Regions from separate parts of the Homo sapiens genome. Here region 1 is linked to region 2. Evidence: read pairs that join two places in POLR2A ChIA-PET (ENCODE). Cell type or tissue: CD4-positive, alpha-beta T cell. All regions are shown on one strand. Links, peaks and the distances in the headings refer to the core of each region. The heading gives the core; the rest is flanking DNA. Region 1 overlaps RORA (RAR related orphan receptor A). Region 2 overlaps RORA (RAR related orphan receptor A).

Region 1 (4,400 bases), core at 315-4,314, 110 kb after region 2:
AATGACCATACTGCCAAAAGCAAGCTACAAATTCAATGCAATTCTCATCAAAATATCACCATCATTCTTCACAGAACTAGAAAAAACAATCTTAAAATTCATATGGAGCCAAAAAAGAGCCCACATAGCCAAAGCAAGCCTAAGCAAAAAGAACAAATCTGGAGGCATCACATTATCTGACTTCAAACTATACTATACGGCCATAGTCACCAAAACAGCATGATCTTGGTATAAAAATAGGCACATAGACCAATGGAACAGAATAGAGAACCCAGAAATAAAGCCAAATACTTACAGCCAACTGATCTTCAACAAAGCAAACAAAAGCAGAAAGTGGAGAAAGTACACCCTGTTCAACAAATGGTGCTGGGATAATTGGCAAGCCACATGTAGGAGAATGAAACTGGATCCTCATCTTTCACCTTATACAAATATCCACTCAAGATGGATCAAAGACTTAAATCTAAGACCTGAAACCTAAAGATTCTAGAAGATAACATCAGAAAAACCCTTCTAGACATTGGCTTAGGCAAAGACTTCATGACCAAGAACCCAAAAGCAAATGCAACAAAAACAAAGATAAATAGACGGGACTTAATAAAATTAAAAAGCTTCTGCACAGCAAAATAAATAATCAGCAGAATTTACAGACAATCTACAGAGTGAGAGAAAATCTTCACAGTGTATACTTCTGACAAAGGACTAATATCCAGAATCTCAAACAAATGAGCAAGAAAAAAACAATCCCATCAAAAAGTGGGCTAAGGACATGAATAGACAATTCTCAAAAGAAGATACACAAATGGCCAACAAGCATATGGAAAAATGCTCATCATCACTAATTATCAGGAAAATGCAAATCAAAACCACAGTGGAATACCACTTCACTCCTGCAAGAATGGACATAATAAAAAAAATTTAAAAAATAGATGTTAGTGCTGATGTGGTGAAAAGGGAACACTTTTACAGTGCTGGTGGGAATGTAAACTAGTACAACCACTATGGAAAACTGGGTGGAGTTTTCTTAAAGAACTAAAGGTAGATCTACCATTTGATCCAGCAATCCTACCACTAGGTATCTACGCAGAGGAAAATAAGTCATTATATGAAAAAGATACTTGCACACACACGTTTATAGCGGCACATTTTACAATTGCAAAAATATGGAACCAGCCCAAATGCCCATCAATATATAAACATATATATGTTATATATATGTTTATAATATATAAAACATAATTTATATATATGTTTATAACATACATTATAAACATATATACAAATTTATGTGTATATATACACACACACACCATGGAATACTACTCAGCCACAAAAGGAATGAAATAATGGTGTTTGCAGCAACGTGGAAGGAATTGGTATTTGCAGCAACCTGGAAGGAATTGGAGATTATCATTCTAAGTGAAGTAACTCAGGAATGGAAAACCAAACATCGTATGTTCTCATTCATATGTGGCAGCTAAGCTATGAGGACACAAAGGCATAAGAATGACACATTGGACTTTGGAGACTCAGAGGAAATGTTGGGGGGTGGCGACGGATAAAAGACTACACACTGGGTACAGGGTACACTGCTCGGGTGATGGGTGCACCAAAATCTCAGAAATCACCACTAAAGAACTTACTCATGTAACCAAACGCCACTTGTTCCCCCAAAACCCATTGAAAAAATAAATTAAAAAATGTAAAAAGTCCTTCAGCTCTAAATTCTATAAATAAATATTCCACACATCCTAAAAATGGCCAGGTGGATATCAAACTTGAATTGGTAAATTGTGTGGTACCAGTGGCCTGAACTACAACAATTGACAGCAATGTGCACAGTTAATCCCAATTCTGTGTTTTTCAAAATTCATTTATTTAAAGTTGTACCTGCACGTTAAAGAGACAAATAATTCTACAAAGCTTTATAGAAAAACCAACAGTCCCTGCCCATATTTCTTATCGCCAAGGGCAACCACTTTCAACTTCTTTAGCTGATTCTTTTGATATTTACCTCCATATCTCGAAATAACAGGTTTATGTAACTACTTTTTGATGTTTCTGTTTTAGGCTTTATCTACTGACCTTCCACGACGGAAGATGAGGTTTTTGCTTTCTTTCAAGAACTCCCACCCCCACCACACACATGCACATTTCCTGTTCCCCATCCTGCCAATTGCAATTTATCACAGTTTTGGTTGGATCAATATTCTGTGCTTCTGGTTTTATGACAATGTAAATGCTATTCACCAATGGGGCATGTTATATACAATGAATATTCTCTCTTTTCTGTATAATATTATGTTTTTTTTTTCTGGCATTAATAATTAACTTTTTTGCTTGCTTAATTTTCTCTCTACTTATTTCTTATTCAACTCCAAACTCTCCAAATGTAAGTTTCAATGCATTCAGACAAATCAGGTGTTCTATCAGTTTCACCTTCTTGAAGCTATTTCCCCAGGATCCTGCTGACCTGCTCCAGTCTAGATTGTTTTGTTTCTGGGCTGCTGTAAGGCTGTTGTGTTGTGATTTCTCTTTCTCATGATCCTGGGGACTCTCTTCACTCTCTATTTTGTTGGCTTCCTTGTTTTTTAGAGCCTCCTGTCTTTCTTGGTTTATGCCCTCAAGTTTGATGGTGCATCTTTCAGTAGTCTCCTGAAAGAGTGTGTGTAAGCTAACATTTTGGAGACCACACATATCTAAAAATGTTTTTGTTCTAACCTCACATTAATTAATAGTTTGGTTAGATAGAGAATTCTACACTGGAAACAATTTTCCTTTGGGACTTTGAAAACCTTGCTTCATCACCCTCTGGTTTCCATGTTGCTGTTGAGACATCTAACATGGGTCTAATTCTTGATCTTTTATACAAAAGCTGCTATTTTTCTTTGGAAACCAAGGGCCTTCTTGTGTTTGGTGTTCTGAAATCTCATGATCCTGTCTTAGTGTAGATCTAACCTCACCCCTTACACTGGGCATTTGAGAGATTCAAGGAGAAACTTCAGTGTTGGGAAATTTTCCTGAATCACCTTTTGAATTATTTTACCCTTCCCATCCCCTGCTTATTTTTCTCTCGTTTTTTGCTTCTACTCTTCAATTTTTAATTTATTACAGCTCATTATTATTTTTGAGTATTCCTTTTTTTAGAACATTGTTCTTTGCTCATGAATGCAATATCTCTACTTATCTTTCTGTGTTTTTTAAAGTCAAGGGTATTCCACCCTTTCCCTCCAGTTTTTTTTTTTTCCTCCCTTCGTAGTTTCTGTTTCCTCTAACTTGCTGCTTTCTCTGTATCTCACATTATATGCTTTCCTTAAATGACTGGTAATTCTTGTTTATCTGCTCTAATTTAAGAGTGGGGCATTAAAAAGCTGAGTGTGATTTCTGGGTACACGAAAGGGGTTCATCCACTGTTAGAATAATGGATTAGGCCATTTCCTTGGGGAGCCACAATGCCAGCTTCTTTGGTCTTTTATTCCTCTTAGACTAGTCAGATACCACAGAGAAAATTCCAGTTGCTGCTTAGAGATAAACATCTGGCTGCTATTGTGTGGGAGACAAGTCCGAAAGAGAAAGCAGGGAGTCTTCAATTAAATACATGAACCTATGTCTTAACCCCACTGTTTGCACACTGTCCTGAGTCCAGAGACACTCAGTTTCACACTACCCAAAGGATAATTGTCTAGCTCAGGAGAGGGATGGTACCATTTCCTAGAGTGAATCTAGGATAAAATTGCTATTTCAACAGACTTTTCATCCAACTTATTTTTAGCCCATCGATTTCATTTTCAGAGATACCTGGTGCCATCAGTTCTTAAACCTGCATGGCACTGGGTTCTGTGATAATCTGGGTTTTCCCCCTTGCTGGCTTGGGATTCAGCTTTCCTGTATCTGATAAGTCAGTTATCTCTATTCCATCTGCTTTCCAGCTCCCAAAATATTGTTGCCAATCTATTCTCCACTATTCTTTTTGGTCTGTGGGTTATTCTTGAAAAAGACTCTTTACAAATCATTTTAGTGGATTTTGAGGAGAGAATAGAATTACACATGTGTATTTAATCTGCTATCTCTAACCATTCTGTCTAAGCTCCTTCATTCTGTGTTTAACATAGTAAAACAGTCAAATATACTTTGGACCAATGATATAATACAGAAACATTCTTTGAAAAGAAATCTTAATCCACTGGAAAACTGACAGTTTCTTTATGGCATTTATTATTACCCACATCTCAATTCTCATTTCTGACTAGTCCATCTCTGCAGAACCGGTCCTGCCCAATGGATTTATAATCTGTACCTTTCAAATACCTATTTGATCATTAATCCACAGTAAGCAATGTGGGTGCAAGGCCAGCCAAGGACCAAGGTGTGTTAATTTCATTTACTGTCTCTTGGGTGGC
Region 2 (4,400 bases), core at 72-4,071:
GATGGAGTTTGAGGCTGGGATCAGTGCTTACCAGCGGTGGAACATTGGGCAAGTCACTTACCCTCTCAAAGCCTCGGCTTTCTCTTCTGTGAAACTGAAATAATGATGGTACTCTTCTCATAGGGTTGTAATTCGGCTTCAATGATCTTTTCTTTTTTTGAGACAGAGTCTCGCTCTGTCACCCAGGCTGGAGTGCAGTGGTGCGATCTAGGCTCTCTGCAACCTCAACCTCTGCCTCCTGGGTTGATGCGATTCTCCTGCCTCAGCCTCCCGAGTAGCTGGGATTACAGGCACGAGCCACCATGCCTGGCTAATTTTTGTATTTTCAGTAGAGATGGGGTTTTGCCGTGTTGGCCAGGCTGGACTGGAACTCCTGACCTCAAGTGATCCGCCCGCCTCGGCCTCCCAAAGTGCTGGGATTACAGGCGTGAGCCACCGCGCCTGGCCAGTTTCAAGGATCTTATGTCTGCAAACCATCAAGCAATGACCAGTGTGGAATGAACTCCTTCAAGGGTATGTGAATAACCTTAGGAAGTCACATCACTTATAAGCCAGTATTAATATTAATGTTACCTAGCTTGGAAAATTTTACAAGGATTAACTGAAACAATGCATGTGCAAGTGGTTGTCACATGGTAGGTCCTAAAAACGGTAGTTCCTTAAGATTACTGGCATGAGATTTTTCTATGATGCTATGTTTAAAACTTCATTCTTGAAGGCTGACTTTAACTCGGTTTGTTTGGGAGGAAGCCCTCTCCTTCCATGGTCACCTTGTGTGGAATGGGCCTTTTCCCTCTTGCCATTTTCATTCAAAATATCTGTGGCAGTGCTGCGGAATATTCCAATACGTCCCCTTGACCTCTATCCATAAACAGCCTTTCTCACAATGAGATGTTCCGAGTTTAGGAGCCTTGCTATTTTCAACAAAGAATTAATTGCAAAGTAATTAAGTTTAGAGCAAGGGAATAGATGAACCCTGTCTATCATAAAGGAACAGTGTGGATGGTGACATAATGGAGCAAGGAGACGATGCTTCAGATTAACACACACACACACACACACACACACACACACACACAATCTCTTTTCTAAAGCACACAAAGAAACCTCCCATCACATATATTGACAAGATAAATCTAAGCTGCTTAAAGAAGCACTTAATTTTGTTCTCATTAAGTCGCAGGGTTAAGGGCTTTACCCTCAACGCCCATGGAAGCAATGTTAGGTTTTCACCTTGGAAAGTTCTCTGAGGCCCTAAGTCCATTGACAAATATAGCACTAAGATGTGTTACAGAAAATTGCATCTGAAAGCCAGTTGCTTTGCTGGCCTCATTCCCACTTGGCTCTGTGTTCTTCAATGAACATAGAACGCACAGAGAACACCAGAGGGGCACACGTGTTCATCCCTCTGCCTTAATGCACACAAATTATGATCATCCCACTGTCTGATCAGCAGTGGATCTAAGGTGGGAGGGTGTGCAGCTTAGATGGGGACAGTCACAAGCCGGTTTTACTACTAGAGCTAGGAGGCTTAATCTTCTTAATAGCGATTAAGTTGATGCCACCCTAACATTTTCTCTGGTTATTTCAGGGACTGAGAAGGTGCCAGCTCACATCACACATCCTTTCTGATGATATGAATGGAGAAGTCTATGTCATAATTTAAGGTGCATTCTTACACATCCTGTGTTCTGATTAGAGCAATATATTGCCAGATACCTCATCTTTGCACCTGAAAACACAGTACCTGGGATTTAAGAAATATTTGAGCACTTGAAAGGAAGAAAGAAAAAAAAAAAGGAAAGAAGGGAAGGAAGAAGGTCTAGAAGGACACATACCAAAAATTTAACTGTGATTGTATCTAGTAATTTTCTTCCTTTCTACTTTTATGTCTTTTCCATAATTGTTATAGTGAGTATTGTTTTACTTTTATGACGGGTACAATAAAATGAACTTGATTTTGATCATTTACTAAAACTGCTTTCAAAAAACATCAATTCTAATACAACGTGCTTTAAAAGTCTTCATTACCCTCAAGGAATTTTACCTCTGACTCTAGGCAACACAGCCGTGACAAAAATGCGCCACTCCAAGCTTCAATAGACGAAGTCTAAAGTTAAGGTTTCTCCCGAGGTGTTTACATCTCGGCTCTTCTCTGGTGCTTTTTCATGGTTTGGTTTGGAGGTGAGTTGTAGGAGGGGCCACACCGGCATGCGGTTGCAAGGAGAGAAGGGTGTTGCTGCCCTCCCGGCATCACACCCATCCTAAGAGCAAACACAACCCACAAACTTGGGTGTCATACTGCCTGGGTGGCTCCCCAAAGGTGCTGGAGGCACACTCCTAGAGGGTGGGGCCGAGGAAGCTGAGATGCAAAAAAAATAAAAACAATGGCCAGGGCTCTGTTGGGCAAGGTTTTCTGTTGTCTTCTTTCTTCTTGCCCCTACTGTTCACAGTATTTGGCTAGGTTTTGCTTAAATCTTTCAGAGAGGAGTGTTAACCTCCCAAAATGAAATAAAATATAAAAGGAAATAAAATAAAAGCTTGAAAAAGATGACCAGGAATGCCATAGAAAGAACGTAGAGATAGAACTAAAGTTTAGGGTACTTCAAATGCGTAATCTAGGTCGGACGGGCACTGATTCACAGAATACTATATTAGAGACCCTCACAGCAAGCCTTGTTGGTTATTGATTCAGTTCCAGACCATGGTTACCTTTCGGTATTGTACAATATTGGCTTGAAGTGCTCCACGTTTGCACCCCTGACTCATATTGCTCTGGATGGTAAATGAGCTTGCACACGACATCACATTGCTCCCCACTCTGACCTACATTATGTTTTGCTGTGAATGAGTTTAATGGATTAACATCTGATTGGCATGAGCTTCCACGTGTGACTGCCGAGGGTTGGCAATGCTTTTCGTGAGCCCACAGAGGCATTGCAGACGTTTGCTCTGAGTTTTCGTCTCGAAAATTTTGCTTTGTGTTTTGTTTTGCTTTCCTCCTAGTAAGAGTATCGTTCTCATTATGACATTTTTGTGCCAGAAAAAAAAAAAGAAAGAAAAAGTGAGCAGTTCCCTACCTACACAATGAAAAACCTAGGTGGTTTTTATTGTTATCCAAAACACAGGGCATGCTGAACTGGTTTCATTTGAAGGCAGGGCTTGTATTAAATGCCAAATAAGGAATTTTTACACAATGTGGAAAATGAGGCAAATACAAAATGAATATTGGGTTGAGTTTTCCCTGAAATTTCTGTGGACTGGAGTTTGGATTTAAAATTTTCCACTCATAACTTACATTATCAATTTGTAGACTATCACCACAAGTATGTGCATAATGATGACCCTGTGATTTCTGAACAGTTACTTAACTACAATGGGATTTAATCAAAGGATTCAACAATTGTAGGGGCAAAAGGCCGTAAAATGAACAAACTTAGAACTGTAGAGCTGTCTTTACTATGCAATTATGATAAAGGTCGAGACAAGGCCATTTTCTAAAAGCAGAGAGGTGATTGTAGTGTCTATTTTCTTTGGTAACTAAGACCTTAAAAACAAGCTTCTGAAGTTATGGTTAGAATTAGAAATCCATCCCATTCCCTTCACCAACCAACCAACTGACATTTTTTTATTATTAAAATTTTTTAAAATATATATTCTGTTCTATAGACTGTAAGAATTAGGAAAACTGGGAGATAATTTCTCTAAAGGGAAGTATAATCTATTTGCTTAATGATCCTACAAGGAGCTAATAAGTATCATCTCTCTTAGAAATAATAATACTTTGCTTTTATATAGAATCTTTCTCCAAGGAGTGCAAAGTATATTACAGATAATATCTAATTAATCCTCTTAGGGTCCCCAGGTGAAAGGGAAGTGGCAGGTATTATGAAGGTTCATTGGCACCATCAGCATGTCTCAGGTGAGGAAATGGAGCTATAGAAAGCACGGTAAAAAGGGCACACGCATAGTTATTTAGGCTAGATCTGCGTGACCTCAAAGCACCGAATCCACCCATTGACAAGAAGAATCAATTGAGTTTGAGCAAAAAAACAGGATCGTTTGACTGAATGCTTTGCCTTTTCCACCAGCTGGGCTCATGTAGCATGAGTTTTAGTAGGTTTGCCAGTGAAAGAACCCACATTACCTGACTTCCAGCCTGGTGGCTTCTTCAGAAGGACAGCATGGGTAGTACGGATTGCTTCAGTTTCCCATTTGCTGCTTGACACAGCACCCTCAAGCAGCACATCAGCCATGTGGCTGTGGTTTGGTTTCTCATTGTCCTTTTACGTTTGGTTGCCTGGAGTCTGTCCATTGTTCTCTGCAAAGTGGGTCTGTATGGGGTATTTTGGGGGTGGGGCATGAAGGAAGGTAGTATGGTAAGAAAGGGGCAGGGGATT

Evidence for each region. Peaks named below come from ENCODE experiments on the same cell type or tissue, not always from the same donor. Only the 100,000 strongest peaks of a DNase experiment are listed, where the experiment ranks them.
Region 1: POLR2A ChIA-PET joins it to region 2 with 6 read pairs; 2 of 35 experiments call an interaction of 5 or more read pairs at or near these places.

What each region holds. Positions count from the first base shown.
Region 1 is chr15:60,807,486-60,811,885 of GRCh38, forward strand. The region is part of intron 1 of RORA (RAR related orphan receptor A); the gene reads right to left. Among named protein-coding and RNA genes, the nearest start is that of RORA-AS4, 46 kb to the left of the region's middle. In CD4-positive, alpha-beta T cell, for the core only: no CTCF peak of the experiment used is centred there; a DNase peak (open chromatin) is centred at 2,086; H3K27ac peaks cover 2,095 bases.
Region 2 is chr15:60,702,085-60,706,484 of GRCh38, forward strand. The region is part of intron 1 of RORA (RAR related orphan receptor A); the gene reads right to left. Among named protein-coding and RNA genes, the nearest start is that of RORA-AS2, 23 kb to the left of the region's middle. In CD4-positive, alpha-beta T cell, for the core only: no CTCF peak of the experiment used is centred there; DNase peaks (open chromatin) are centred at 2,257 and 2,847; H3K27ac peaks cover 1,614 bases.